2 separate regions of the Homo sapiens genome follow, and region 2 is linked to region 1. Evidence: read pairs that join two places in POLR2A ChIA-PET (ENCODE). Cell type or tissue: OCI-LY7. All regions are shown on one strand. Links, peaks and the distances in the headings refer to the core of each region. The heading gives the core; the rest is flanking DNA.

What was found. Peaks named below come from ENCODE experiments on the same cell type or tissue, not always from the same donor. Only the 100,000 strongest peaks of a DNase experiment are listed, where the experiment ranks them.
Region 2: POLR2A ChIA-PET joins it to region 1 with 7 read pairs; 4 of 35 experiments call an interaction of 5 or more read pairs at or near these places.

What each region holds. Positions count from the first base shown.
Region 1 is chr6:53,182,079-53,198,126 of GRCh38, forward strand. It overlaps the pseudogene SOD1P1. Among named protein-coding and RNA genes, the nearest start is that of GCM1, 41 kb to the left of the region's middle. In OCI-LY7, for the core only: no CTCF peak of the experiment used is centred there; a DNase peak (open chromatin) is centred at 6,253; H3K4me3 peaks cover 447 bases; H3K27ac peaks cover 372 bases.
Region 2 is chr6:53,565,763-53,581,810 of GRCh38, forward strand. It overlaps KILH (KRT19 interacting long noncoding RNA in hepatocellular carcinoma), which reads right to left and starts at 7,513. Exons shown (of 4, transcript NR_110840.1): 1 at 7,438-7,513; 2 at 3,661-3,843. RefSeq lists an enhancer at 7,272-7,772. In OCI-LY7, for the core only: no CTCF peak of the experiment used is centred there; no DNase peak of the experiment used is centred there.

The sequences.
Region 1 (16,048 bases), core at 3,919-7,918:
CGTGCTGCTTCCGAGACACCACACCCTCTTGATTTTTCTCCTCGATCCTGGATGCTTCCTTGTCGTCTCCTTTCCTTGTTCCTCTTTTTCCGCTCTTATCACGGGAGGGCTCCAGGACCTCTTGCCAGACTCTTCTTGCTTTCCCCTTCATAGACTCTTTCTGTCTCACCCTTTAAATTATCTCTGTCATGCTGATGACTCCCAAATATATGCCTGCAGCCCAGACCTCACTCCTGAGCTCCCTGCTTCACTGTTGAGCCCCCTACCTGTCGTCAACACATGAGCATCTGTGTTGCTCATGTGTTGAGCTCGTGTGTTGACAACTCAAAATCACCATTCCAGGAACAACCGGGGCGTCTGCACTTGATTACCACTCTCTACTTTCACCCCCGACACTGTAGCCCCTGTCCCCTCAAAGGATCACTGCCCCTAAGGAAAGTATTTCAACACTGTGATGTGATTTTTTTTTTTTTTGAGATGGAGTCTCACTCTGTCGCCCAGGCTGGAGTGCAGCGGCGTGATCTTGGCTCACTGCAACCTCTGCCTCCTGGGTTCAACCGATTCTCCTGCCTCAGCCTCCTGAATAGCTGGTATTACAGGCACCCTCCACCAAGTCCAGCTAATTTTTGTATTTTTAGTAGAGACGGGGTTTCACCATGTTGGCCAAGCTGGTCTCAAACTCCTGACCTCAGGTGATCCATCTGCCTCGGCCTCTCAAAGTGCTAGGATTATAGGCCTGAGCCACTGTGCCCGGCCTGTGATGTGATTTTTAAGATTTCCTTTCATAGGCAATTTCCAAGCAAAGCTTAATTGGACCAATCCACCACAGATCACACTGCAGATTTTCCATGTTAACATTGTGGATGATTTTTAATCAATAAACGCTGGAGATTTCTTCTCACCTGTCTCACCACTTGCCCAAGCTGCCAAAAACCTGTGGTTCTGTGTGCCAGGCCTTCACTTTGCAGTAAAGGATGGAGTAAGGGAACTCTGTGGGCCTCAGAAGGTGGGTGCCAGAGAGGGGGCTGCAGGGCTTACCAGTAGGCAGCCCCACCTGGTCCAGGGGAGCTGGAGGCAGAAGCAGGGTCTCTGTCCTCATGACTCTCCGGCTGACTTTAGGCCCTGAGGGGCGTGTGCAGAGCTCAGGGCTCCTGTGTGAGGGAGGACGTTCTTGACTCTGAGCCAGGTGAAGCCAGTGTGGGGGTGCTTACAAATTCGAGCAGTAAGAGAGGAGGTTCTGGGAGCTTCCAGCCCAGGATAGAAGCCTCCATGGCTTCTGGCAACTGGGTGTCCAGACCCAGGTAGTAGGGTAATTTTGGTGACAACAATGTGCCCGTCCCATTGAGTGTTACACCCCTGAATGGGTGAAAGACTCAGGGCTAGGCCTATGTGACCTGATGTGAAATTTCTGTCAAATAACAAAATTTTTAAGTGGTTTGCTAGGATTATTTCTATATTGAAAGTTTCTGGCTGGGCGAGGGGGCTCTCGCCTATAATCCCAGCACTTTGGGAGTCCAAGGCCAGTGGATCGTTTGAGCCCAGGAATTCAAGACCAGCCTGGACAACATAGTAAGACCCTGTCTCTACAAGAAATAAAAAAATTAGCCGGGTGTGGTGGTGCATGCCTGTAGTTCCAGCTACTCAGGAGGCTGAGGTGGGGGGATCACCTAAGGTTGAGGCTGCAGTGAGCTGAGATCACGCCACTGCACTACAACTTGGGTGACAGAGTGAGACCCTGTCTCAAAAAAAAAAAAACAAAAAAAACCTTCTAATTATACTTTAAAAACTACTAAAGGTTCAAATTGCCCCCTAAAAGACAAAACAATATTCTAGTCGAACACTGAAGTCCAGCTTCCTCTCATCCCCAACCTGTCTTCCTTCCCTCAAATACTGGCAACCTGTCCTTCCTTCCTCACAGTCCTACATCCTTGTAATCATCTTTGGTCACTCTTTCTCTCAAGCTCCACCTAGCATCTGTGAGGACATTGTGTTGACTTTGCATTCACAGTGAATCCAGCACCTGACATTTCTCACCCAATCTCACCTCACCTCATCAGTCTGAGCTAGATGACTACAATCCTTCCTAATAGTTCTCCCTGCCTCCTCCCTTGTCTGATAGTCTCCTCCCCACCAGAATAATCCTTTCAAAAGGACATCAGATCCACACCCTGCAGTGGCTCCCCACTTCCCTCAGAGCCAACGCCCAAGTCCCTTAGACCGCTTCCAAAGCCCTTCTTGATCTGGCAGGCAGCCCCACCAGCCCTCACCTCTTCTGCCCTGTCTCCTGTCATTCTCCCTAACTCACTCAGCACAACACATTGGCCTCCCTGCTGCTCAGGAGACAGGCCTGTCTCCACCTGGAGACCTTTGTGCTGGCTGTTCTATCTACCTGGAATGCTTTTCCCTAGATAGCTGCTAGGCTCACCTCTTCATCACCTTACAGTCTACTCAGATGTCACATTTCAGTGTGACCTACCCTAGCCTTCTGACCCGTCAGCCATACCCACCATCTGACATCACTCTATCAACTTGCAATATATTATACAGCATATTTACTTATTATGCAGTTTAATAGAGCATTATCTTTACAAGGCAACATGTTTTTATCTATTTTGTTCATTTTGATTATTTTGGTCCAAGTGCTTGGAACTAAAAAGCATTCAATAAATATTTGTGGAATGAATGAATTGAATATCTACTTGTTAAACGACTTCACCTTCATGTTTTTACTTAATTTTTCAGCCACCTTGAGAGTTATGTGTTACTCCATTTTACCTATAAAGACAGCAACCTTTAAAAAGTTTAAGTAACTTATACAAATCACAAGTTACTAAGTTGAAAAGTGAAATTGGGGACCAAGGTGTTCTTTTTCACCTCATAACTAGTGTCGTTTCCAGGCTCTCCATGTGGCTGCGTCCCACTTTGGTATTTGTGAGAATCAAAGGAAAGTCAAGTTCATTCACACCAAATTTCTTTCTTTTTTTTTTTTTGAGATGGAGTCTCCGTCTGTTGCCCAGGCTGGAGTGCAGTGACACAATCTCTGCTAACTGCAAGCTCCACCTCCCAGGTTCACACCATTCTCCTGCCTCAACCTCCCAAGTAGCTGGGACTACAGGTGCCCACCACCATGCCCAGCTAATTTTTTGTATTTTTTAGTAGAGACAGGGTTTCACCATGTTAGCCAGGATGGTCTCGATCTCCTGACCTCGTGATCCGCCCGCCTCGGCCTCCCAAAGTGCTGGGATTATAGGCGTGAGCCACCGCGCCCGGACGTTTCACACCAAATTTCTGTAAATCAAGGCAGAACTTCCCAAAATAACCGCTAAGGAAAAGTTAGAAGTGGGCACTTACTCATAATTATAAATGCATTTGTTCTTAAAATAATTCACACATTTAAATAACAGAAGTTTAAAAGTATTAAAATAGGTAGAAATCATTAAAAAATATATAAAGAAGTAAACATATAACAAATCACTTGCTTTTATCAGGTTTAAATATATCCTTGATGGAGTTGTGGTTAAAAAGAATCAAGATGAACTTCATGGGCCTGGCGCGGTGGCTCACTGCTGTAATCCCAGCACTTTGGAAGGCTGAGGCAGGTGGGATCACCTTAGGTCAGGAGTTCGAGACTAGCCTGACCAATATGATGAAACCCCGTCTCTACTAAAAATACAAAAATTAGCCAGGCATGGTGGCAGGTGTCTATAGTCCCAGCTACTTGGGAGGCTGAGACAGGAGAATTGCTTGAACCCGGGAGGCAGAGGTTACAATAAGCTGAGATCGCACCACTGCACTCTATAGAGCCTGGGTGACAGAGCGAGACTCTAACAACAACAACAACAAAAAACAAGAACTTAATGAAGTCTGATTGGAGGTTCAGGAAAAGTGATGGTTTTTTTTTTTTTTTTTTTTTTTAAGAGTGAAGGAAGGCGAAAAGAATAAACCAAAAAAAGTCATCTAAATAATTTGGACAGATGACATTCCCTAGTCTGCTAGAGGCTGCTGATCTCAGAGAATCGTCCTTTGTTTTAAAAAATCTAAAGACTATTGCCGGGCGTGGTGGCTCACGCCTGTAATCCCAGCACTTTGGGAGGCCAAAGTGGGCAGATCACCTGAGGTCAGGAGTTCGAGACCAGTCTGGCCAACATGGTGAAACCCCATCTCTACTAAAAATACAAAAAATTAACTGGGCGTGGTGGCGGGCACCTGTAATCCCAGCTACTTGAGAGGCTGAGGCAGGGGAATTGCTTGAACCAGGGAGGCAGAGGTTGCAGTGAGCCAAGATCATGCCACTGCCCTCCAGCCTGGGCAACAGAGTGAGACTGTCTCAAAAAAAAAAAAAAAAATCTAATGACTATTTAGCCTTTGTCTTTGGGACAACTAAAGGCTATATAGTCCAAATAGAGATTATCTTTACCTAGAATAGAAAACCGGAACAAAACCAGTAGAAAAGCTATTACCTTCTCATCCCAGGGCCTGTCAACCTAAAACCCAAGCTCCTCCCATTCCTGTGCCTGGAAAGCCCTCAGATTTGCATCAGAAACTTTGGAGAAGGTTTCCTTTGGTTCACATGGCAAACTGAAAAGTGGCTGTGCTAAAGGGTACACTCATCCCACCAATCTGTAGATATGGCTTTAATTAATTTGCCCCAAGATTTATGGGAAGAGAGGAAGGAGACAGTTTTTTTGTTTTTCTGTTTTTTGCTTTTTTTTTTTTTTTGAGACAGAGCCTCACTCTGTGGCCCAGGCTGGAATGCAGTGGCGCGATCTCAGCTCACTGCAACCGCCACCTCCCAGGTTCAAGCAATTCTCCTGCCTCAGCCTCCCAAGTATCTAGGATTACAGAAGCCTAGCGCCATGCCTGGCTAATTTTCATATTTTTAGTAGAGTCAGGGTTTCACCATGTTGGCCAGGCTGGTCTTGAACTCCTGACCTCAGGAGATCCACCCGCTTGGCCTCCTGGAGTGCTGGGATTACAGGTGTGAGTCACCACACCTGGCCTGAAAAGGACAGTTTTATGTGTCACCATGACTTCCCATTTAAAATCAATATAAAAACTGTAGCATCTCTGCTGGTTAATCATTAAATAAAAGAAGCATTACTGGTATAGCAATATTGGTATGATGCATTTTTAAATCACACGCTGCAGATAACTGATTAAGTGCTGTCATTGCTCTAACAATGCAATGTACAAAAGGATAGCCAGGACACTTCGCAGGGCCTCAAGAGCCTCCACCTGTATTTCTTCCTCATTCCTCCCAAGTTTACTTGTCGCAGGTAGAAAAAACAAGAGGCGGCTGAGGGCGGTGGCTCACGCCTGTAATCCCAGCACTTTGGGAGGCCGAGGCAGACAGATCACCTGAGGTCAAGAGTTCAAGACCAGCCTGGCCAACATGGCGAAATCCCGTCTCTGCTAAAAATACAAATATTAGCCAGTTGTGGTGGCTCACGCCCGTAATCCCAGTTACTTGGGAGGCAGAGGCAGGAGAATCACTTGAACCCGGGAGGTGGAGGTGGCAGTGAGCCGAGATCACGCCATTGCACTCCAGCCTGGGCAACAAGAGTGAAACCCCATCTCAAAAAGAAAAAAAGAAAAAGAAAAAACAAGAGACAACCACCTAAATAACCCAATGGAATAGGAGGGTGTGGGGTCAGGGCCATTAAGCCTGAACTGCCCCACCTGCCTAAGATAATTGCATTTGAAGGGATCCTTGAAATGGTTAAACACACAAATTTTGGAGAAGAATTTAAGTGATTTCCAACCTGGAACTCTGTAATCCCAGCTACAGGCAGGAGAATCGCTTGAACCCGAGAGGCGGAGGATGCAGTGAGCCAAGATCGCGCCACTGCACTCCAGCCTAGGCGACAAAGCGAGACTCCGTCTAAAAAAAATAAAAAAATAAGCCGGCCGGGCGCCATGACTCACGCCTGTAATCCCAGCATTTTGGGAGGCTGAGGCGGGCTGATCACGAGGTCAGGAGTTGGAGACCAGCCTGGATAACATGGTGAAACCCCTTCTCTACTCAAAATACAAAAATCAGCCGGGCGTGGTGGCAGGCGCCTGTAATCCCAGCTACTCGGGAGGCTGAGGCTGGAGAATCACTTGAACCCGGGAGGCAGAGGTTGCAGTGAGCTGAGATTGCGCCACTGCACTCCAGCCTGGGTGACAGAACAAGACTCTGTCTCAAAAAAAAAAAAAAAAAAAAAAAAAAAGCTAAAGAGAAGCCGGAAGTGCTTCCTCTGAATGAAAAGGTGAAAGTTCTCAGCTTAAAAGAAGAGGAAACCATCGTATTTTGAGGTTGCTAAGATCTGCAGTAAGAAGGAATCTTGTATCCCTGAGATCGTGAAGAAAGAAAAAGAAATTCATGCTAGTTTCGTTGTTGCATCTCAAACTGCAAAGCTCACAACAGTGTGTGATAAGTGCTTAGTTAAGGAAAAAAAAAACATTGAAATGTGTGGGTGGAGGTCATAAACAGAACTGTGTTCCGCTTGATGGCGATCAGGTTCAGTGCTATGGGCAGTTTCAGGCTCTGAACTTATCCCCTGTGGATAAGGGAGCGGGAGGGCTACTGTCATCCCTTTTCAGGAATCAGTTGCAGAAGAGATGTCTCTAGAACTCCTCCCACCAAGGTGAAGCTCCACCAAAAGCACCAAGAACCATAATACTGGTATGTCTGATCTGGTTTTGTTTTTGTTTTTGTTTTAGAGACAGAATCTCACCTGTGACCCAGGCTGGAGTGCAGTAGCTCACTGCAGCCTAAAACTCCTGGGCTCAAGAGACCCTTCCAGATCTCTTGGGACCGTAGGGTCCCAAGTAGGACCACAGGCATGCACCACCACACCCGGCTAATTTTTTATATTTTTTGTAGAGACAGGGTCTTGCTTTTGTTACCCAGGCTGTGATCTGTTTATTAAAATATGTCACTAGAGGTTAGAGCTACATCTCCTACTATTCTGCCTAGTAAGCATAATTAAGTAAAATATTCACTAAGTATAATTAAGTAAGTATTCATTTAGTGAAATAACTGAGTAGGAATCTAAGAACTAGGTTCCAGCCTAATCTATACCCAATGTGTAAGATATTACATGGGATCTGATCCTTAGCAAATGTCTTTATATTGATCCACAGTAGATCAACAGAATATATTTTTTAAAGACCTGTTCAAAGTTTTAGACAACTAGGGCCAGGCGTGGTGGCTCATGCCTGTAATCCCAGCACTTTGGGGGGCCGAGTTGGGTGGATCACAAGGTCAGGAGTTTGAGACCAGCCTGACCAATATGGTGAAACCTCGTCTCTACTAAAAATACAAAAAAAATTAGCCGGGCGTGGTGGCACATGCCGGTAATCCCAGCTACTCAAGAGGCTGAGGCAGGAGAATTGCTTGAACCCAGGAGGCGGAAGTTGCGGTGAGCCGAGATCATGCCACTGCACTCCAGCCTGGGCGACAGAGGGAGACTCCGTCTCAAAAAAAAAAACAACAAAAAAACACAAAACTAGATCATACAAAGTTAAAATATAACTTTCTTGAGAGTCATGATTATATTTAGCAACTTAAATCATTGCCACTGAAAAGCTTGGCTTCAGTTTTAAGCAACTAATCTAAAAGCTATGGCACAGAGCTTGCAAGGTGTGGGCTCTAAAGGGTTACATTACATAGCTAAATCATATAGTTGCTTGGCTGCCTTTATGCTAGACATCAAGTCAGGCAACTGGAATTCAACTCCTGGCAACCCCATTTACTACTTAGCTCTTGGACAAGTCACTTAATCTCCTTGCATTTCATCTGTAAAATAAAAATGATAATACATTCCTGCCTCATTCCACCACTAATGTAGGTGGAATAACATAAGTATGCAATAACTCTAAGACTCTAAGGCTCTGTGAAAATGTTAGTTATTTTTAACGTAAACTACAATAATGGTCAAAATGGCCAATATTGGCCAAAGCCACACAGGATCCTTCCCAATCCCTTGAAATCACCTTCTGATAACATTGTATATTATTATATTTTATATATTTCTAGTAGATGGACACCCACCTTCCACCCTCAAGTACACCCCAGCGCCTGTTGTTCACCACCTAGTGTCCATGTGTTCTTGATGTGTAGCTCTGACTTATAACTGAGAACATGCAGTATTTAATTTTCTGTTCCTGTATTAGTTTGCTTAAAATAACGATCTTGTTCTTTTTTTTTTTTTGAGATGGAGTCTGGCTCCATTGCCCAGGCTGGAGTGCAGTGGCACGATCTCGGCTCACTGCAAGCTCTGCCTCCCAGGTTCACGCCATTCTCCTGCCTTAGCCTCCAGAGTAGCTGGGACTGCAGGCGCCCATCACCACGCCCGGCTAATTTTTTTTTTTGTATTTTTAGTAGAGACGGGGTTTCACTGTGTTAGCCAGGATGGTCTCTATCTCCTGACCTCGTGATCCACCTGCCTCAGCCTCCCAAAGTGCTGGGATTACAGGCGTGAGTCACCGTGCCCAGCCAATCTTGTTCTTTTTTATTGGCTGCATAGTATTCCATGGTATATATGTAACCACATTTTCTATCTTTTTTTTTTTTTTTTGGAGACAGAGTCTCGCTCTGTTGCCCAGGCCTGGGCGACAAGAGTGAAATATGTCTCAAAAAAAAAAAATTAGCCAGGCATGGTGGAACATGCCTGTAGTTGCAGCTACTAGGGAGGCTGAGGCACAAGAATCATCTGAACCCAGAAGGCAGAAGTTGCAGTGAGCCGAGATGGTGCCACTATACTCCAGCCTGGGCAATAGAGCGAGACTCTGTCTCAAAAAAAAAAAAAAAAAAAATAGAAAATGTGATTACATATATACCATGGAATACTATGCAGCCATAAAAAAGAACAAGATCATGTCTTTCACAGCAACATGGATAGAGCCAGGGCCATTATCCTAAGCAAACTAATGCAGGAACAGAATATTAAATACTGCATGTTCTCAGTTATAAGTGGGAGCTACGCACAAGAATACATGGACACTGGGAGGTGAACAACAGGTGCGCTAGGGCATACTTGAGGGTGGAAGGTGGGAGCAGAGAGGGGATCAGAAAAAATACCTATTGGGTACTATGTTCATTGCCTGGGGACAAAATTTTCTGTACACCAAACCCCTGTGACACACAATTTACCTATTTAACAAACCTGCACATGTACCATAAACCTAAAATAAAAGTTAAAAAAATGGGAGAAAGAGAGAGAAAAGAATCTGGTAAAGCTTTCTTTTTCTTTTTTTTTTTTGAGAAGGAGTTTCGCTCGTCGGCCAGGCTGGAGTGCAATGGCACCATCTCAGCTCACTGCAACCTCTGCCTCCTGGGTTCAAGCAATTCTCCCACCTCAGCCTCCTGAGTAGCTGGGATTACAGGCGCCTGCCACCACCATGCCCAGCTAATTTTTTTTTGTATTTTTAGTAGAGACGGGGTTTTGCCATGTTGGCCAGGCTGGTCTCAAACTCCTGCCCTCAGCCTCCCAAAGTGCTGGGATTACAGGCGTGAGCCACTGCACCTGGCCTCTAGGTGTATATACTTCGGTAAATAAATATTGATATTCATATGCATTAAAATCCTTGGAAGAATAAAAAAGAAACTTGTTTTAGGAAGGGAATGCTGGGTAGATGGGGGACAAGTGTAGAAAGAAACTTCACTCTGTAATTTTCTCTTAGTTTTTTTAGACATAGGAATGAATTACACATTCAAACATTTTTAAAAATAAACAATTTGGCTGGGCGCGGTGGCTCACGCCTGTAATCCCAGGATTCTGGGAGGTCGAGGTGGGTGGATCACCTGATGTTAGGAGTTTGAGACCAGCCTGACTAACATGGTGAAACCCTGTCTCTACTAAAAATACAAAAAAAATTAGCCAGGCATGGTGGCGCATGCCTATAACCCCTGCTACTTGGGAGGCTGAGGTAGGAGAATCAGTTGAACCTGGGAGGTGGAGGTTGCAATGAGCCGAGATCGCGCCACTGCACTCCAGCCTGGGCAACAAGAGTGAAACTCCGTCTCAAAAAAAAAAAAAAAAAAAAAAAAAAAAAAAAAAATAATAATAATAATAATTTAAATATGAAATGAAAGTAACTCTCTTCTAAAATTCTTATAGTGTGGTTTCTTGGTGGCCACCAAAACCCTTGTCACAACTAGCTCTGGGAGTTGAAGATGTATAGGAAGATAAGTGGTTTATTTTGCTATTTAATCAACTTTAAGTCTCTAACAAGTATACTTTGATTTAATGAAAATGGCAACTCAGCAAAGGATTTAGGGCTGTAATTCAGGATGAAACAAACAGGTTGTGATGAGGAAACTCCCCTGCCTGAGGGGTGTCCTGAGAGGGTCAGAGGCTCCAGTCTAGTGAGATAGGAAAGGAAATGCATTTGCCAAAACGGAATTTAAATTTTTTTTTAACTCTTATTTTAGATACAGGGGATACATGTAGATTTGTTACATGGGTATATTGTGTGATGCTGAGGATTGGGATACGGATGATCCCATCACCCAAGTAGTGAGCATAATTTTTCAAACCTTGTCCCCTTTCCTGCCTGCATCCAAAATAGAAATTTGAAAATAATTCTCCACACACTGCAGTGGATGTTGGCAAGGGAACACCATTGTTTCCTACTTAACCCTTGCTGGATGTGTTTAAGAGTTCTTACCAGATTGCTGGCAGCAAAAACACTAATGTATTCATTCATTTACTTAGATCAATACAGTCCGATTCTTTGCCAAAACCCCTGTGTTACTGCTTGTCCTGTCTCTCGAACAGGGTGTTCTGGTCAAATCAAGAGGAGATCAAATGTCTAGGCCTTCACTTTCAGCAGCTGGAACTGAGTTGAAAAAGAGAGACTGCCCTCTGAAGCGAAATCACAAAACAAAGGTGAAAGGAGAAGGCCATCAACAAAAGAAAAAGAGAAGCTGAATTTATTATCTTTTTGTTTTTCTCCCTGAGGCAATGGAAACAGATAGCAGAGGCGTGGCTCTCCAGGCGACTTCTGTGCTTGCCTGGTCAGCACATACAGGGCATTCTTCCTAGCTTCCAGCCTGCTCTGCAGAGTCCTCCCCTCCTTCCTTCCTCCCAACCTCCCTCCCTTGCTCTCTTCCTTAACTCTTGGCTTCATTCTGGGTTTTTTTGTTTGTTTGTTCTAAATTCTGTTTGCTCTTCGTTCTGTTTTTTCGTTTGTCCTAAAAGTCAGGTTTATTAAAATATAACTTACATAGAGTGAAATTCACCCTCTTTAGGTGTACAGTTCTATAGTTTTATAACCACCCAGATATAGAGCATTTGCATCAAGACATAGACCATTTCCAACTGGGTATGGTGGCACACACCTGTAGTCCCAGCTACTCGGGAGCCTGAGGTGGGAGGATGGCTTGAGCCCAGGAGTTTGAGGCCGCAGTAAGCTACGATCATGCCACTGCACTCCAGCCTGGGCAACACAGTGAGGCCTCATCTCTCAAAAAAAAAAAAATTTATAATAAAAATAAAATATAACAAATTAAACTTAGCTACAAATAGTTTCGAAACTGCTCTCTGGGAAACAGTTCTCCACCTTTGACATTTAATTTTATAATAAAAAAACATTTCCATCACCCCTCAAAATTCCCTGTGCCTCTTTGCAGTCAGTTTCAACAGATGGTCTCTGTTCAAAGTCATCTCTGCTGCTTATTGATTTTGTGCTGTGGACAAATGACTTGGCTTCCCTGTGCCTCCGTTTCTATATTTTTTAAGTGGGGATAATGATACAAACTAGTTCATGGGGCTGTTGTGAGGAGTAAACACTCAAAAATGACTTGTCATCATCATTATTGTGTGCATAGTTGGTGCTCTATAAACAACAGTTTGTCATGTGGGCAGGCACATGCTGAAACATTGGTCTGTTGCATACTTGCTTCATGTTCAAGAGTCTGGCACCAGCATACAGTTGGTTTTCTCTAATTCATAGGATTTTATGATCCCAGAACTGATGGGTACAAGAAATTAACTAGTCCAGTCCCCTGCCTTCCATGACAGGATAAAATATTGTTGTTCTCATCTTAAAGAGTAGCTCACTGGGCCGTCAAAGGCAAATCTGTTCACCTAAGGGGTAGAAAATGGAAGATTTAATGGAAAATGAGAAAGATCAGGCAAGGGATACATTGCTCAAGGTAATCATAACAGCTAAGAAATGCTAAAGGAGGAACAGATTTCAGATTTCCTGCTTCCAAATCTAGAGCTCTTTTGACTACATTGTAGCATTAATAGATGTATCCTTTCTAGATCTTTGGTTGTAGTTAGTGACAGTAACTGTAACATTGAGCAAAGACTAACATTAATAGATGTATCTTCTCTAGATCTTTGGTTGTAGTTAGGGACAGGAACTGTAGCATTGAGCAAAGACTAAATTAACATTAATAGATGTATCTTCTCTAGATCTTTGGTTGTAGTTAGTGACAGTAACTGTAACATTGAGCAAAGACTAATATTAATAGATGTATCTTCTCTAGATCTTTGGTTGTAGTTAGTGACAGTAACTGTAGCATGGAGCAAAGACTAAATTAACATTAATAGATGTATCTTCTATAGATCTTTGGTTATAGTTAGTGACAGTAACTGTAGCAAGGAACAAAGACTAAATTAGAAGGGGAAAACTTGCAAGGCCAGTTTGGACAGTTCACTTCTGCAGCAGTTCATTTGCTGTCAGTTTTGTTGTAGTCTTTTTTCCTGCCTTTCCCTAGTAAATATTTCCAGTAGAAAGAGAGAAAATACAGCTTGAGCAACATGGCAAACCCTGTCTCTACTAAATATATAAGAAATTAGCTAGGCACAGTGGCGCACGCCTGTAGTCCCAGCTACTTGGGATACAGAGGTGGGAGAATCACTGAGCCCAGGAGGTCAAGGCTGAAGTGAGCCGAGATCATGCTGTGGCACTCCAGCCTGGGAAACAGATGTGAGATCCAGAAAGAAAAGAAAGAAAGGAAAAAAAAAAGAAAGAAAAGAAGGAGGAAGCAAGGAAGGAATATAAGAAAGAAAGGAAAATAAAAGAAAAGAAAGAAGAGAAAAGGAAAACAAATGCAGGAGGTAGGAAGGAAAGGAGAGGAGCGGAGAGGACAGGAGGGGAGGGGAGGGGAGAGGAGGGGAGGGGAGGGGAGGGGAGGGGAGGGGAGGGGAGGGGAGAGGTGGCCAGTCGTGGTAGCTCACGCCTGTAATCCTATCACTTTGGAAGGCTGAAGCAGGAGGATCCCTCGAGTCCAGGAGTTCAAGACCAGCCTGGGCAACATAGGGAGACCCTGTCTCTATTAAGAAAAAAAGAAAGAGAAAGCATACTTTTTCCTGCTTGAATATCTGTATGAGTAGCTATGGGGCTGTGTTCAGGCCTGGGAATGAGTAGTCTGTCACCCACATACCTGAATCTCTACCTGTGGGGCCAGACACTTTAGGATACCGTAGGATGTATTATCTTCAGGAAAACACCACCTGATCACCCAGACCTAACCCTAAGGCATGCGCGCCTTACCTTTCCTGCCCCCACCAGCCCTAGCACCTGAAAAACAACTTTGAGAGAGTTTTTTCTCTTCAGCCAAGCACCCAATTGCTTCATTAAAGTGCAAACAGACCCTAAAAGAGGTATGACAATAATTGTACTAAGTAACAATGACTCAGTGTTCCTCCAGTCATTCTGATTAAATTTAGGAGAAGATCCCTAACACTTGTTAATTATCCTTTTAACAAAAGATCCCACCCTTCAGCAGGCAAAGGTATTAAACTAGATTTAAGAATACTGTTTTATTTCTGTGGTATTTATTTTAAAGTTACTTTCTATTTGTGGCAAATACTTTTCATTTTACGATGTCATATAAATTTTCCTTTTTTTCTTAATTTTTGAGACAGAGTCTCACTGTGTCGCCCAGGCTGGAGTGCAGTGGTGCGATCTTGGCCCACTGGAGCCTCCACCTCCCGGGTTCCAGCGATTCCCCTGCCTCAGCCTCCCCAGTAGCTGGGATTACAGTTGCACGCCACCACACCCAGCTAATTTTCGTATTTTTAGTAGAGATGGGGTTTCACCATGTTGGCCATGCTGGTCTCGAACTCGTGACCTGAAGTGATCCGCCTGCCTCGGCCTCCCAAAGTGTTGGGATTACAGGCGTGAGCCATCGCGCCGGGCCTGAATTACTCTTTGTCTATTGCAATTCCTCTGTCTTGATGAATCAGCTGTGTCTAGGCAGCAGGCAAGGTGAACCACTTGGGCAGTTACAAGTACAGTATTTAATATTTATCACATTACATTTTCTTTTTCTTTTTTTCTTTTTTTGATATGGAGTCTCATTCTGTCACCCAGGCTGGAGTGCAGTGGCTCGATCTCGGCTCACTGCAACCTCTGCCTCCTGGGTTCAAGCGATTCTCCTGCCTCAGCCTCCTGAGTAGCTAGGATTACAGGCTCACGCCACCACGCCTGGCTAATTTTTGTATTTTTAGTAGAGATGGCTTTTCACCATTTCGGTCAGGCTGGTCTTGAACTCCTGACCTCGTTATCTGCGCACCTTGGCCTCCCAAAGTGCTGGGATTACAGGCGTGAGCCACTGCACCCAGCCTCACGTTACATTTTCATAGCTAGCAGGGTAATGGTGGAGTTATTGGCACTCAGGTCACATTCTAGGGAATGTTTATTGGGCAATCTCAATGGCACCGCAAGCTAAATGACTTCCAGTGTTTCTCGTCTTTGTGCTTTCTTCATTGCAACCTTTGCCCAAGACATCTGTTTCTTCTGGATCACCCTTGTACAGCCACTGATGGAATGATCTTCTGAAAGTGAATCTTCAGTAGACACATTGGCCACACCATCTTTGCCAGCCATCACATTGCCCAGGTCTCCGACATGCCTCTCTTGATCCTTTGGGCCACCGTGTTTTTTGGTTAGAGGATTAAAGTGCAGATCAGCCTTGTTTATTAGCTCCAAACTGATGGACGTGGAATCTATGCTGAACTTTAGTCAATCCTATAATGCGTCCCGATACCACAGCTCGCCCATTTTCCTTCTGTTTAAAGTGGATGGTGCCAGCACGAGGCCTTAGGCCTCCAACATGCACACGGCCCTTGTTGTCATGGCTTTTGTGGGGTATGCTCTGGTCCAGGCTCTGAAGGCTGTGACGGAATTTTGGCTTAACTTAAAAAAAATACTTTATTTATTTATTTATTTATTTAGAGATGGACTTTCACTCTGTTGCCCAGGCTGGAGTGCAGTGGTGTGATCTCAGCTCACTGCAACCTCTGCCTCCTGGGTTCAAGCCATTCTCCTGCCTCAGCTTCCCAAGTAGCTGGGATTACAGGCACCCCCCCTACCACGTCTGGCTAATTTTTTTGTATTTTTAGTAGAGACAATGTTTCACCATGTTGGTCAGGCTGGTTTCAAACTCCTGACCTCAAGTGATTTGCCCACCTTGGCCTCCCAAAGTGCTAGGATTACAGGTGTGAGCCACCGTACCTGGCTAAAAATCAACTTTAAATTATAAAATAATGTAAGCAATTTACAGAAAGTTTGGGAAAGAGAGAAAGAGAAGGAAGGAAGGAAGGAAGGAAAAGAAGGGAAGGAGGGAAGGAATGAGGGAGGGAGAGAGGGAGCGAGGGAAGGATGGAAGAAAGGAAGGGAGGAAGGTTTGTTACATGGGTATATCACGTGATGCTGAAGTCTGGGATACTAAAGGAAGGAAGGAGGGAGGGAAGGAAGGAAGGGAAGGAAGGAAGAAAGGAAGGAAGGAAAGAAAGAAGGAGGGAAAGAAGCAGAGATGGAGGGAAGGAAGAAAGGAGGGAAGGAAGGAAGGAAGGCAGGCAGGAAGGAAGGAAGCCATACACCTTCCATACATTCATATCATCTATGATCCTATTCACATTCGAGGAGAGTTCACTGGGAAGGGTCTTTAAAAGTAAGGCCCCTGGGATATAAGAGGCATGGCAGGTATATCTTATAGGGTAAGAGGGAATAAAACTAGGAGAGAGACATCCTGGAACAGGTCTGCATTGGAAGACGGGAGGAGGAGAGAGAAGTGTAGGAAGGTTGTGATAAGAGGAAAAGA
Region 2 (16,048 bases), core at 6,946-10,945, 390 kb after region 1:
AGATTAAAGTAACTTGAGAGTTAGCATGGCTAGAAGACTCTCAAGTGATGATTTCTTTTTAAAGGAAATTTTTCTCTAAATACAATCCTTAACATAAATCCATGGAAATAAAACAGTATCATTTCATAATATAATTCACCAAAATTCATGGTATCAAAAATGAAAATTCTCTGTCTAGAGATGTCTCTCAAACACACAACAAAGCCATTTTGTCCTGTCTAGGAAAACCCAATGTAACTTTTGTGAGCGATCATGAACCATTTCCGTGTCCAGGGAACTAATCACTGCTTATGCTGTGTTCAGTAAGGTCAGGGGCACAATCCTGTAGTTGTAGGCATTTGTGATGGGGAAATCTGGTAGTTTTTCTGAGTCATAATTTGATTGCAATGGTGATGGCAATAGCTGAAACTTTGACTGTGAGAATTTGTCCTTGAAGATAAATTATTATTGAGGTTACATCTGGCACTATTTTCTTTTTTTCATTATGCAAAACAAATAACTAAGAATATGGTCAAACCCCGTCTACTGAAAATACAAAAACAAAACAAAGCAAAACAAAACAAAGCAAAACAAAACAAAACTAGCTGGGCATGTGGGCATGGTGGCGCAGGCCTGTAATCCCAGCTTCTCAGGAGGCTGAGGCAGAAGAATTACTTGAACCCGGGAGGAGGAGGTTGCAGTGAGCCAAGATCGTGCCACTGCACTCCAGCCGGGGCGACAGAGCGAGAGACTCCGTCTCACAAAAAAAAAAAAAAAAAAGAAAAAAGAAAAGAAAGAAAGAAATATTTTACAGTTGTTTTTAAATGTTTAATAGCTTGGATTATATATATGTTCATAAACCTGCTGTCAAGTTAGTACCAGTGTTGATCTGGGTTGCAAGGAACTTAGTTTGAAAGTTTGGATAATACGTAAAGTGCCACAGTTATATAACTAAGGCAATTATCTGTCAGTTAGATTAAATTTGTGTTTGTTTATTTAACAAATACTAGGCACCCACTCTGTATGGGTCCTGTTTTCGGTGCTGGGGATATTGGGTGAATGAGAAAGGCAGCATTTCTGCTGTCATGAAGCTTTCCTTCTAGAAAGAGAAGACAGAAAATAAACACAATACATTGGACCACTTTAGGTGCCATTTTGAAATAATAGAGAGCACCTGTTGTTATGAATGTGTCAGACTGTCTTCTGGTTAGTTTTGCTAATAATTTACCTACAGGTGCAGTGACTCTGCAGGTTAAAAGAGCTGCCAGCTCTTAGAGAATTTTCCTTTGCTCCTGCTGAAGATAAAATCGGAGAGTTATAGTAGAGAATTTTTTTTCCCCATTTCCCTTCGAGTAGGGCATACAGCATCCTTCTTAAATATGGAGTGGGTTAATCAGCATGAATTATAATTGAAAGACAGATGCTTTAGTTCTCTTTGAGAATCCCTAGTTTCTGTTATGAATCTATAGTTCCTTAGAAACACAGTATTTAACCAATGCCTAAAGCCTGAAGGGTTTATGAGAGATTTATGAGATTTACTCAGCACGCCAAAATAGTGTCATAATGTTAAAGAAATTCGACTGATATTTTAAATTGACTTACCATGTTGTTACGTGGTGAAGGTTTTTATTTTTTTCAGAATTTACTTGGGATAAAAACAATAATGAGTGACATGCCTTTGATAGTATTACACTATAATCTTTAGAAGACCATGCTGATATAAAGTTCCAGGCACAGGATGGTAGAAAACATAGAGAATGTAAAACAAGAGGAAAAAGTACAAGTAGTCATGTTTTTCAGAAATCTGGTACATTTGATGATGTCAAATATGTAAGAAACAAATAATTCATATTAGTATATTATACTCAAAGTTGCTTATAAATCCTGTTTTTTTCCCTCATAAGAAAATAACATAAATTCTGCTTAAAGATAGACTCCCCAATAAGGGTTTCTTCTCTTTTATCCATTCTTGTATTTTCTAGATGTAGAAAGGAGGTTCAGAGTCATTACATTTTAACTACAGTAATATGTTTTGGGGTTTCCAAGTTTTAGTTTTCAAGTTATGGCTGGTTTATACAGCTTCAGGGCTGTTCTGTATTCAGATGATTATAAAGTGATTGGTTTGAAAGGCCAACGTAAGTCTGCAAATATTTACTTCAACTTTTAAAGTCTGTTAACAGCTCAATTCAGGTAACATGTTGTTGCATGATTAAAGAAAGCTAAGTTTCCTTTAACTGTACTTAGAAAGAATACTGTTGAAGTAATAAACAACAATGGCTATTATGTTTTTTTTTTGAGGCTTATAGTTTTAGTAATCGCATTAGTAACTGCATTCCAGAGGTCCAGAGCTTAGAAGGACCTACAAGCTGTAGTAGAGATTGTGAAAAATTACCAGAAACAAAAAAGGAGAAAGACAGAGACAGTGAGAGATGAAGAAAGGGAGAGGGGAAGGGAAGGGAAGACCAACAGCCTGGATTAGGGGTTTGGATTTCTTACTTACTAGTTCATTCATTAAGTCATTCATTTCTTCTTTCAAAATATTAGTGTGCTGGTGAAGACTTTAAGCAAATAAGTGAAACTCTTAGCCGAAGTTCTGGGAAAAAAATAATTTTTTTTTTTTTTTTTTTGAGACGGGGTCTTCCTCTGTCACCCAGGCTGCACTGCAGTGGTGCGATCTCAGGTCACTGCAACCTCTGCCTCCAGGGTTCAAATGATTCTCCTGCCTCAGCCTCCCGAGTAGCTGGGACTACAGGCACCCACGACCACACTTGGCTAATTTTTGTATTTTTAGTAGACAGAGTTTCACCATGTTGGCCAGGCTGGTCTTGAACTCCTGACCTTGGGTGATCCACCCACCTCAGCCTCCCAAAGTGCTGGGATTACAGGCATGAGCCACTGTGCCCAGCAAGATTTTTTTTTTTTTTTTAGTAAGAAAAACTGGAAAGGATAATAATTCTGTCTATGTCTCACAGTTATTGTGAGGCTTAAACAACAACATATATGAAAATGCTTTGGAAAAATTCTCTAGAGAAGAAAGTTCTCCACAGGTGCTATTAATAAAAGGCACATGCCCATTTACCATCTTATTTCTGAAATCATATTTGAGGTATTTCAAGCAGCCTCCAGTGGGGCTCTGGCCCAGTAGCTCATAGTGCGAGATGAACAACATGTTTATCTTGTAAGAAAGCTAGCAGAGTGTCTTAATATTTCAGCTGAGTGTATGAGGGGACAGTTGGAGCAGAGCAATCTCTCTTGATTAGTGCAAAAAACTACTGATTTGCATATTTAAGATATGATATCTCATTGTATGGGAAGAAGTTGGGCAAATGATTCATCTGGAAAAGATCAAGGAGGCTGATTCATTTAATTCAGGGCTTATTTATGCAAAGCTGTTTTTGAATGTTTGCAGATCTGGATCAAATAATTATGGCATTAATTGAGACATTAGTATGTGTTCATCATTGGGTTCAAATTCATAAGCATCCTGTTATTTAATTCTCACTACAGCCATATGAGGTGAACAATAATATCCTCATTTTGCCATTGAAAAAAATAAATTTTGATGACTTAAGCATTTTTTTTAAAGTTTACATATCTAGTAATTGGCTCAGGGCTCTCCTGCAAAGTTAGCTGTTGGCTCTGAGAATACTGGGGTCAGTGACCTGGGGTCAGTGATCTTACCTGCACCCCGTCCCTATTTACTGTAGCATTTGCAGAAGATGCTGTGTTCCTTCTCACCTCCTGTGATGGTGGCATCATCCTGGATGGCAGCTCTCCCTCTAGTTAGGTCAGTCTATCTCTTGCTTCTCAGTGATGCTCTAGTTTCAGCAGTCAGTGAATACTCTGCAGGGGTTAATGGAGGAGCTGGGAAGTGTAGGGGTTCAATAAAAGGAAAGATGCAGAAAAAGGAGTAAAGTAAGGGGACTGGGGAAATATGAATAGATTTAATGAATATTTATTAAGTGCCTACTAGGTATCTGGTACCGTGCTAGGTACTGGGACAAAATAACAAGCAAAAGGCAGGATATTTCTCATGGAGCTTATAGCTTAGTTGGGTGGGAGGAGACTAGTGTTAAATGAAGAGCCACATAAATGAATGCACTGTTCCCGGAATGAACCAAGGATCAGGCTGCTTATTCTCACGGCCCAATAACGAGATGCAGATGAACTGGGAAAGAAGAGAGTTTACTTCTGTAACCGGGTATAGAGAGAAGGCCGGGAAAATATCAGCAGACCAACTCAAAATTACAGTTTTGCAGAGCTTATATACCTTCTAAGCTACATGTCTACGTGTAAGTGTGCATTCATCGGAAGACATAAGTTATTAATTTCTTCTAACCTATAGCTAAAGTCTGTGGCCTAAAGACCTTCCTGTGGAGCCTCAGTAAATTTACTTAATCTAGATGGGTCCAGGTGCCAAAGGTAATTACCCTTATCTTGTCTCCTTGCTAAATCATGGAGGTTTAGGGAGTTCCTTCAGACCCCAGTAAAACTTGTTTAATACTAAACGGATCTTGTTAAGAATTCCTTTGTTATCTTGTCATGCTTCAAGGCCCAGGAAAAGTCTAGGCAAAACTCTCAGTGGGCTTTTGTTACCTTCCAGCCTTTGTATAAGGACACTGGCTCTATTACGTTTGTTGTTGTTGTTGTTTGTTTGTTTGTTTGTTTGTTTTTGAGAGGAAGTCTTGCTCTGTCGCCCAGGCTGGAGTGCAGTGGCATGATCTTGGCTCACTGCAATCTCTGCCCACTGCAACCTCCGCCTTCAGGGTCAAGTGATTCTCCCGCCTGGGCCTCCAGAGTAGCTGGGATTACAGGCACCTGCCACCATGCCCGGCTAATTTTTGTATTTTTGATAGAGATGGGGTTTTACCATGTTGGCCAGGCTGGTCTCGAACTCCTGACCTGAAGTGATCCACCCGCTTCAGCCTCCCAAAGTTGTGGGATTACAAGCATGAGCCGCTGCGTCCGGCCTTCTATCAACTTATTTATTTATTTATTTATTTATTTATTTTTTGAGGCAGAGTCTCGCTCTGTCCCCCAGGCTGGAGTGCAACGGGCGGGATCTCGGCTCAATGCAAGCTCCGCCTCCTGGGTTCACGCCATTCTCCTGCCTCAGCCTCCCGAATTGCTGGGACTACAGGCGCCCGCCATCATGCCTGGCTAATTTTTTTTTTTTTATTTTTTAGTAGAGACGGGGTTTCACCCTTATAGCCAGGATGGTCTCGATCTTCTGAGCTCGTGATCCGCCTGCCTCGGCCTCGCAATGTTTTGGGATTACAGGTGTGAGCCCGCACCCGGCCTCTATCAACTTTTTAATATTTAACTTAACACTCAGTCAGTGCTGAAACAGTTGTCATGGAGGCCTGCCTGTTCAGCTGTTAGTGAGACCCGGCCTGCTACAGCACAATTTAAAATTGTGAGGTTCCATGACGGTGAAAGAGGGCTATGACAAAGAATAAGGGGAAGAAGATATAGTTTAGATAACAGGGGTGTGTTTTTCAGAAAAGGCCTCTCTGAGGAAATCGTGTTTAAAATGACATGTTTATAAACTGTGTTTGAATACTGAAATACTTGTATATTGATAATTCTAAAATAATACAACTATTAGCCTTTGAAATTTGTAGTTAATAGTAGGAAATACATTTATTTTTATTACTTATGCACAGTTTTCTTACCATTTTTAAAAGTAAATTGTAGATATAAGTGAATACTTCTATATATGCTTTAGTTATAAAATTTAAGGAACTGCTATTTGATTATCTTCATATCACCTGGAATAAGCCATGAGCATTACTGATTTTTACAGATAAAATATCTTTTGTTTTGTGAAGGATTTTTCTGTATTTCCCAATTAACTGTTTCTATATATACAATAAAAATTATCTTCTCACCATTCAGTGTGTCTGTTTTAAGGTTAATATTGTACCAAATATGGACTAATCCTCATTTCTAAAGCTTATGTAACCACATAGTGTTTTATGTCCAATAAAATGTTATTTATGTACTCGGTTTACAACATATCTAATTTTTCATAGAGGAAATGGACATTTTGGCAACGTTTAATGGTGACAAAATGAAACAGAATCTTTTTTTTTAGAAAAATAAAATATGTACTTTCTACCTTTTGGATATGAATTTTCACTTGTTTTCTACTGACAGTTACTTCTCAAATAGTGTACATTACAAATAAAGTTATCATAATTAGTGGGAAAGAATATTGATCAAAATATTTTATATTCCATCTTTACCTCTGTTCAAAAACTTCACGTAAAATTGTATATGTACATTTCAAAATGTAAAAGTAATGTTTGTAAGGATCTTCACAATTATCAAAGCATTAAATGTACCATTTATTTTTTATTTACTGAATAAAAGGGAAGTTTATTAAATGGTACAAATATCACATTTTCTCTGTTTTGATACTTGTTTGTTACAGTTTATAGTTTATGCTATCTGAATCCAGGATTTTTTTTTTTTTTTTAATAGAGATGGGGTCTCCTTATGTTTCCTGGGTTGGTTTCCAACTCCTGGCCTCAAGTGATCCTCCTGAATAGTTGGTATTATCGGCATGCATCACACCAACTGGCCCTTTTTAAATTATTGTTATTATTTTAATTTTATTTTTTAAACTAAAAAAATTTTTTTGAACTAAAAGTAGATCTGCCATTTGATCCAGCAATCCCACTAGTAGGTGGGAAAAGAAGTCATTATATGAAAAAGATACTTGCACATGCATGTTTATAGCAGCACAATTTGCAATTGCAAAAAATATGGAACCAACCCAAATGCCCATCAATCAACAAGTGGATTAAGAAAATGGAATACTACTCAGCCATAAAAAGGAACGAAATAATGGCATTCGCAGCAGCCTGGATGGAATTGGAGACTATTATTCTAAGTGAAGTAACTCAGGAATGGAAAACCAAACACCGTATGTTCTCACTTATAAGTGGGAGCTAAGCAATGAGGACACAAAGGCATAAGAATGATATAATGGACTTTGGGGACTTGGAGGAAAGGGTGGGATGGGGTGGGAGGGATAAAAGACTACACAATGGGTACAGTGCACACTGCTTGGATGACGGGTGCATCAAAATCTCAGAAATCACCACTAAAGAACTTATTAATGTAACCAACCACCACCTATTCCCCAAAAACCTACTGAAATTTGTAAAAGAATCAAATACAATACAATAAAATATGTAAAATTAAAAAAATTTTTAAATAGGGATGGGGTCTCACTATGTTGCCCAGGCTGGTCTCAAACTCCTGGTCTCAAGCGATCCTCCAACCTCAGCCTCCCGAAGTGCTGGGATTACAGGCGTGAGCCACCATGGCCGGCCAGATGCTGACTGGAGTTTAAATTCAGGATTTCTTTTATGATCATTGTTTATTATTAATGTTAGGAGTAAATTTTTTTTTCAAAAAAGTCTTATTTAAATCGATGGCACAACTTACAATTAATGGCATTTTAGAATTGGCATCATATGGCATGATTTATATTTTGTCAGCAGCAAGCCTTGATTTCATCCACCTGGAGTAGAAAATGAAATACTATTAAATTTTAATGTCCAGCTTTCCATGGTTCTTCTCCCCAGGCTGTGATCCCTTGAACTCTCCCTCATCCTCCACTTTCTCACGATTCTCGTTCGGTATTTCTGGGAGTCCTGGACGGCGTGCCTTACACCAGGTTTATAACCCGCTCCTCCCCTGGAGGTACCTGCTGCTAGCTCTCCCGCTCTGTTCCTGGCCACGCCCACTGCACTTCCGGTGGCCTGAAGGAGGATCACATGAGACATCCCGGGGTCTGGCTGCATGCAGTCCCCAGAGGCTGTCCCCTCAGCACTGTTTAGTAGTCGGGTTCTCGGCGACTTCAGTCTAGTCCCCAAGGCTTGCTCTCCTTCGTCCAGGAGCAGCTCTGCTCAAAGCCAAAGGGTCTCCAGGTGTCTCAGGGAAGCTTCTGTCACAAACTTACTGCAACCTTTGCTTTCCAGCCTTCCACACACACACAAGTCTCCATGGAATCACAGGGCAGTTGCAACTCCCCTTTCAACAGGAAAACTGCAACAGCCTCCCTTCTACCCAAAAGGCATCACGTCATTTAAAAGAAGGATGAGGCAGGGCAGTCAGTAATAACAATGGCAACCACAATAGGTGTCACTCCATTTTGATGTTAGGAAACTCAACAGAGAAAATCAGAGAGGTTGAATGAGTTGCTCAAGGTCACAGACCTAAGAAAACCATGCTCAGGATTTGAACCAAGGACTGCCTCTCTCCAAACACACCTATGCCATCTCCCATAAAAGGACTGGATTTTTTTCTGTCCCATGGCTGTTTTTACCTCTTGCTGAGCCTATCAGCTGAGGTACGTAGGGTAAGGTGTGGGGAAGCACAAACTCCTCCATGTGCAATGGGTTGAAACACCTATTCCACATTACTGCTGTTGTTGCAGCAGGGATAAAGGGGGGGGTCGTGACCTACCAAAAGGCCCCTGAATTTATTTTTCAGCTTTTAGCTTATATTTTTGTTTCTATTGTACCATTTGATGCATGCACTTAAGTGCCTTTAAAAAGGAAACTCCAAACAGCTGAGAAAGAAACGTTATAAAATTGATGACATCTTTTTTTTTTTTTTTTTTTTTTTTTTTGAGACAGAGTCTTGCTCTGTCGCCCAGGCTGGAGTGCAGTGGCATGGTCTTGGGCCACTGCAATCTCCCTCTCCTGGCCTCAAGCAATTCTCCTGCCTCAGCCTCCTGAGTAGCTGGGACTACAGCCACCTGCCACCACACCCAGCTAAGTTTTGTATTTTTAGTAGAGACGGGGTTTCACCATGTTGGCCAGGCTGGTCTCAAACTCCTGAACTCAGGTAATCTGCCCGCCTCAGCCTCCCAAAGTGCTGGGATTACAGGCATGAGCCACCGCACCCGGCTTGATGACATCTTTTATGAAATCCTTTTTATGTTTTCAAGTGAATTTGGGTATTTTGTTTTATGTTTTCAAGTGAATTTGGTCAGTTTTCTCCCTTGAAAGAACCAATGCAATGCAATTTATTCATTCAGACTTTCTTTTCCTTTCTCTTTCCCTCCCTTCCTTCTCTCTGTCTTTCCCCCATTTATCATCTAGGAGACACCTGCATTACAGTGTTTGAAGCAGTTCTAAGCATTATGGGATACAGAGATGAATATAACTGATACCTGTCCTAGGATATTACACTGTAAAGAACTGGATCTTTAGAGCAGAAGGCAAATACAGAAAAATTCTAATACCAATTATAAAAGGATAAATACTTAAGCAAATCTGATAAGTGTGATGTTTTTTGTTTTGTACATAGATTACTCTCCACTGAGAGAGAAGAGAGCAGGGCACTAGGGAAAGCATCTTGAGGAGATGGTGTACGGGGTAGATTTGGAAGGATGGGTAAGAAGTTGTTATGCAGATATGGAGCATGGGCAGAGTTTAGGGCAGTAGAACCATCAGAAACTGTATGATGGGATCAATGAAGAATAGGCTATACATGGTGAAATGAATGGAATGCTTACATCCCCCCTAAATTCATATGTTGAAATCCTAACCCTTAAACTGATGGTATTAGGAGGTGAGGGCTTTAGCATGTGATTAGGTCATGAAGGTAAAGCACTTGTAATTGGAATCAGTGCCTTTACAACAGGGACCCCAGAGAGCTAGCTAAACCCTTCCATGATGCAAGAACACAGCAAGAAGGCACCCTCTATGAACCAGAAAGTGGGCCTTCACCGGACATGGAATCTGCTGTGCCTTGATCTTGGACTTCCTAGCCTGTAGAAATGTCATAAATAAATTTCTGTTGTTTATAAGCTACCCAGGTTATGGTATTTTATTATAACAGCCTGAAATAGACTAAGACACATGGTCAACAATAGATATTTAATTTTGATGGGATGTTAGTTTTTCAAGGTGGGTGAAAAAATAAGCTTAAAAAGGTAGGCCAAGACCAAATTTAGGAGACCTTAAATCCTTAAATGCCAGCCTTTGGACTGACATAGGACTTTTTTTTTTAGAGTCTCATTCTGTCACCCAGGCTGGAGTGTAGTGCCGTGATCTTGGCTCACTGCAACCTCCGCCTCCCAGGTTCAAGTGATTCTTGTGCCTCAGTCTCCTGAGTAGCTGGGATTACAGGCATGGTGTGCACCACCACGCCTGGCTCATTTTTCTGTTTTTAGTAGAGACAGGGTTTCGTTATTTTAGCCAGGCTGGTCTCCAACTCCTAGACTCGAGTGATCTGCCCACCTTAGCCTCCCAAAGTGTTGGAATTACAGTCATGAGCCACTGCACGTGGCCTGTTTTGTTTTTCCTGTTTTCATTTTCCAGTTTTCCTGTTTGTTGAAGATTGGTCCAATTATACTCCTTAGTTTATTTCATACTTTGGCCAATGGTCTGTGTTAGGCTCCTCCTTCTCCATCATTCATTCATTTTTATTTTCTTTTATTTCTGCCTTTGATTTCCATCCCCATCACCCACCAATGGCAGCAATTCTTGGGCACTTGATATTTATGCTTTTCTTTGTATGTGTCTTTATTATATAAATACTATTGTATGCATGCTTTAAAAATATTTTTCTGCCAATCGCGGTGGATCATGCCCAGCACTTTGGGAGGCTGAGGCAGGCAGATCACTTGAGGTCAGGAGTTTGAGACCAGCCTGGCCAACACAGTGAAACCCTGTCTCTACTAAAAATATGCAAATTAGGCCAGGTGCGATGGCTCCGCCTGTAATCCCAGCACTTTGGGAGGCCAAGGCGGGCGGATCATGAGGTCAGGAGATCGAGACCATCCTGGCTAACATGGTGAAACCCCGTCTCTACTAAAAAAAAAAAAATTAGCCAGGCGTGGTGGCGGGTGCCTGTAGTCCCAGCTACTCGGGAGGCTGAGGCAGGAGAATGGCGTGAACCCGGGAGGTGGAGCTTGCAGTGAGCCGAGATCGTGCCACTGCACTCCAGCCTGGGCGACAGAGTGATACTCCATCTCAAAACAACAACAACAACAACAACAACAACAACAAAAAAAACGAAAATTAGCCAGGCGTGGTGGCACGCCTAGAGTCCCAGCTACTCAGGAGGCTGAGGCAGGAGAATCGCATGAACCCAAGAGGCAGAGGTTGCAGTGGGCTGAGGTCGCCTCACTGCCCTCCAGCCTGGGCAACAGAGAAACAGACTCCGTCTAAAAAAAAGAATAATAAAAAGTAAAAATAAAAAATGGAAAATCTCAAACACAAAAAAGTAGAATATTATAATGAACTCTCAATTATCTACCATCCAATTGTAATAATGATAAATTATTGCCAAATCTTGGTTTATCTCTATCCCCATCCACCCATTCCTTCCCCTCAGGTTATTTTGAGGAAAATCACAGATATTATATTATTTCATCTGTAAATATTTTAGTATAAATCTTTAAAAGATACGGGCTTTTTGGGGAGGAAACATAACTTGAATGCTATTATCTTCCTTAAAAAAGGTGGTAAAGGCTGGGCACAGTGGCTCGTTCCTGTAATCCCAGCATTTTGGGAGGCCGAGGTGGGAAGATCTCTTGATTCCAGGATTTTGAAACCAGGCTGGGCGAGATGGTGAAACCTCATCTCTACAGAAAATACAGAGAAGTTAGCTAGACATGGTGGTGTGGGCCCGTAGTCCCAGCCACTTGGGAGGCTAAAGTGGGAGGATTGCTGGAGCCCAGGAGGTCAAGGCTGCAGTGAGCTGAGATAGCACCACTGCTCTCCAGCCTGGGTGAGAGAGCAAAACCCTGTCTCAAAAAAAAAATTGTAGTGAAAATTTTGAAAATATTTCTTAAATAAGTGGTGTTCACATTTCCTCAGTATTTCTGCAAAATATCAGAGGATGTTAAAATTATTAAAATGTATAAATTTGGGCTGGGCATGGTGGCTCATGCCTGTAATCCTAGCACTTTGGGAGACTGAGGCAGGTGGACACTTCAGTTCAGTAGCTCAAGGCCAGCCTGGGCAATACAGGGAGATCCCGTCTCTACAAAAAATACAAATAATCAGCTGGGCATAGTGGCTCGCACCTGTGGTTCCAGCTACCTGGGAGGCTGAGGTGGGAGGATTGCTTGAGCCCCAGAGGTTGAAGCTGCAGCGAACTGTGATTGCACTACTGCACTCCAGCCTAGGCAACAGAGTGAGACCATGTCTCAAAAAAAAAAAAAAAAAAAGAAAATCTATAAATTTGGTGAGTTGCCCTGAAGAGTTGGAACTAAGACTTCTTCGGTTATGTTGAGGCTGGTTCTGGGAACATTGGAAATACTGCAAACTGGAACCAACTGTTGCTACTGGAACAATACTGCTACTACTGGGGAGAATAGGGTTGGTGTGATGGTAATGGTTCCCTTTTAGATTTTTCGGTTCTTTAGAACCCGGCTAACTCTGTTTCTGCCTCCTGTATGGACTCACCCTGATGCTACCAACTCATGTCTTTTTGTCTCCTCCTCTCCACTACTGTGTTGATATTATTTAGAATTTTAGTTCTGGATTATTATGCTATAAATATATTTTTATTTCTCTCTCTTTTCTTTGTTCATTTTTGAAAATAAAAACAGCATCTGAATTTCATATGTCTTTATCAGATAAAAATTCTATTTTTCATTTATTATGTTTTTTGTTAAAAAACAGCTTTATTAAGGTATAATTGACATATAATAAACTGCAAATATTTAGAACGTATGTTTTGGAAAGTTCTAACGTAGGTATACACTCTTGAAACCGTCACCCTAATCAAGATAATGAGCATACTTATCTCTACCTTCCCCCTCCCGCCACCGTCAAACTTCCTTGTGTTGCTTTGTAACCCTGCTCACCCACGCCTGCCTGCCTGTTTCCCCTGTTCCCAGGCAACGACCCATCTTCTTTCTATCACTATAGATTAGTTGCATTTTCTAGAATTTTTTATAAATGGTTAAAACAGTATGTACTCTCTTTTATCTACATAGCATAATTATTTTGATGTTCACTTATGTTGTTGCATGGATCAATAGTTTATTCTTTTTATTGCTGAATAGTATTTCATTATATAAATGTGCTACAATTTGTTTATCCATTCGCCTAGTAATAGACATTTGGATTATTTCCAGTTTGGACTATTACAAATAAATTTGCTATGAACATTTATATACAAGTCTTTTGTGAACATATGCTTTTTTTTCTCCTGAGGTAATTCTTTGGAGTCGAATTCTGGATCATCTGGAAGGTGTATATTTCACTTATTTATTTATTTATTTAGAGACAGGGTCTTGGTCCGTTGCTGAGGCTGGAGTGCAGTGGCATGATCTCGGCTCACTGCAACCTTCACCTCCCAGGTTCAAGTGATTCTCATGCCTCAGCCACCTGAGTAGCTGGGATTACAGGCGTATGCCACCATGCCCAGCTAATTTTTTTGTTTTTAGTAGCGATGGGGTTTCGCCACGTTGACCAGGCTGGTCTTAAACTCCTGTCCTCATGTGATCCGCCCACCTCGGCCTCCCAAAGTGCTGGGATTACAAACATGAGCCATTGCCCCTGGTCTGTATATTTACCTTTTTGGGAAACTGCCAAACTATTTCTAAAGTAGTCATATTAATCTGTTCGCTTTGCTTGAGGCTGGGTAATTTATGCAGAAGGGAGGTTTATTTGACTCACAGTTCTGCAGGCTGTACAAGCATGGCACTTTGCATCTGCTCAGCTTTTGATGAGGCCTCAGGAAGCTGTTACTCATGAGGTGTAGGGGGAACAGGTGTGTCACATGGTGAAAGCAGTAACAAGAGAGATGCCAGGCTTCTTTAAACAACTAGCTCTTACACAAACTAATAGAGAAAGAACTCACTCATCACCAACGGGATCGTGCTAAACCATTCATGAGGTATCCGCTCCATGATCAAAATACCTCCCACTAGGCCCCACCTCCAACATTGGCGTCACATTTCAGCATGAGATTTGAAACTATATAAGTAGTTGAGTCATTTTACATTCCAACTAACAGCATGTTAGAGTTCTAGCTCCTTTAAAGCTTTGGCAACAGTTGGTATGGTTAGTGTGTGGTGGTATTTTATTACGGTTTTAATTTCCATTTCCCTAATGACTATTGGTGTTGCCTGTCTTTCATGTGCTTATTTCCCATCCATCTACCTTCTTTGGTAGAGTATCTGTTCAAGATAAACCACATTGTGCACCATAAAATGTCTCAATAAGTTTAAAAGGGTTTAAGTCATATAAAGTGTGTTTTCGGACCACAATGTTATTACATTAGAAATCAGTAACAGAATAATATCTGAAAAATCCCCAAATATTTGGCCCCAGTGTTGCTGTTAAGAAATCTGCTGCCAAATCTTCTTGTATCTTTGGAGGACATATGCTCTTTTTTTCCTGGAAGCTTTTAGTATTTTCTCTTTCTCTTTGTTCTTAAATGTGCAATAATCTTTCTAGGTTCTTAATCTCTCCTATTTGGCATGCAACCCTTTCCATCTGACTTCTTTTATCTTTAATTTAGAGATAATTGTTTTTGTTATTCTCTTAAATATTTGTCCTCCCTTTATGTTCTCTTCCTTTGGACTCCTGTTTTCAGGATGTCAGCATGTCTACTTTTATCCTCCATGGTATTTAACTTTTTATTTCTGTATTTCTCTCTTTATCTTTTTTTCTGCCTTCTGAAAGATGTCCTCAGTCTGCTCTTTCAGTTTTACAATTTTTCCTTTGGCTGCATTCAGCTTGCTATTTATCCCATCTAGGAGTCTTACTTGGAAGCATAATTTTTTATACTTTATGTATAATGTCTGTCTGTCTTTATGACTTTTTTCCTGCTTCCTATTACCAGTAGCTTTTTGACAATATTGATTGTGCTTATTTTGTTTCAGTTGTTTGAGACAGTCTCACTCTGTCACCCAGGCTAGAGTACAGTGGTGCAATCTCAGCTCGCTGCAAACTCCACCTCCCAGGTTCAAGTGATTCTCCTGCCTCAGCCTCCCGAGTAGCTGGGATTACAGATGGCCACCACCATGCCCAACTATTTTTTGTATTTTTCGTAGAGACAGGGTTTCACCATGTTGGCCTGAGTGGTCTTGAACTCCTGACCTCAAGTGATCTGCCCACCTCGGCCTCCCAAAGTGCTGGAATTATAGGCATGAGCCATCGTGCCCAGCGTGGTTGTGCTTATTTTAAATTCTTAATTTGTTTGTTCCAGTATTTCTGCTTGATATCGTGTATGTTCAGTGTGTGTTTTTCTTTTTGCAGTGGTTCTAACCTCAGGTATTTTAAGCTGTGAGCTGATGTTCCCCTGGAGTTATCAGGTACCAATGTGACATACCAATACCAGGTCCTACTTTCTGTGTTCCTTATGGTTTTAAGATTAAGGAGTTGAGTCCCAGAGAGTCCCTTAGGTGTTGGAACGATAGTCAACAAGCCATCTGTTGCCCCTCCACTAGGCATTACTCTGCTAGGGATTCTCCTCTAAAGCCTTTGAAAGGGAGCCGGTAGTCATCTCATAAGTGATGCACCATTTACCACACATGAGGAGGACTGGAGGAGTGAGTGCTCAGGGAAGCTGGTCAGCCTCCCCTTTTTAGCGTGGGTGATTGCTGCTGCCTCCTGACTCACAGTGGTTATGGGACAGGCAATGGTCCAAAGGAAAGAGGAGAGAAAAGGAGAGCAGAACCTAGCAGCACTCTACCTATTATTCTAACTCTGCATTCCTCCCCACCCAAAGTTTATGATGGCCTTTAGTGTCTCCAGGAGTTTCTCACAGTTTTTTTCTAGGGCTGATTCCCCAGGGCATCTGTGGCCTGTGCCTGATCTTGTCTGTACTTCAGGGGCCAGCAGTGGGGGATAGGTTACTGAAAGTTTTTGAGTTTTGCTGTGAGAAGATTAATCTTTCAGCAGAGTGCAATAAAAGGAGGAAGGAAACCCTGTTACTAGTTTAAGTAAGCAATAATGGAGATCTGGATTAATAGTTTGTATGTTGAAGTGAGAAGATTTTTTTTTTAAGTATAAATGATTTATTTGTTAGTTGAGCCCAAGCTTGAAGAAGCTGCTCTTTTATTTTGCCTCTTTTTTTT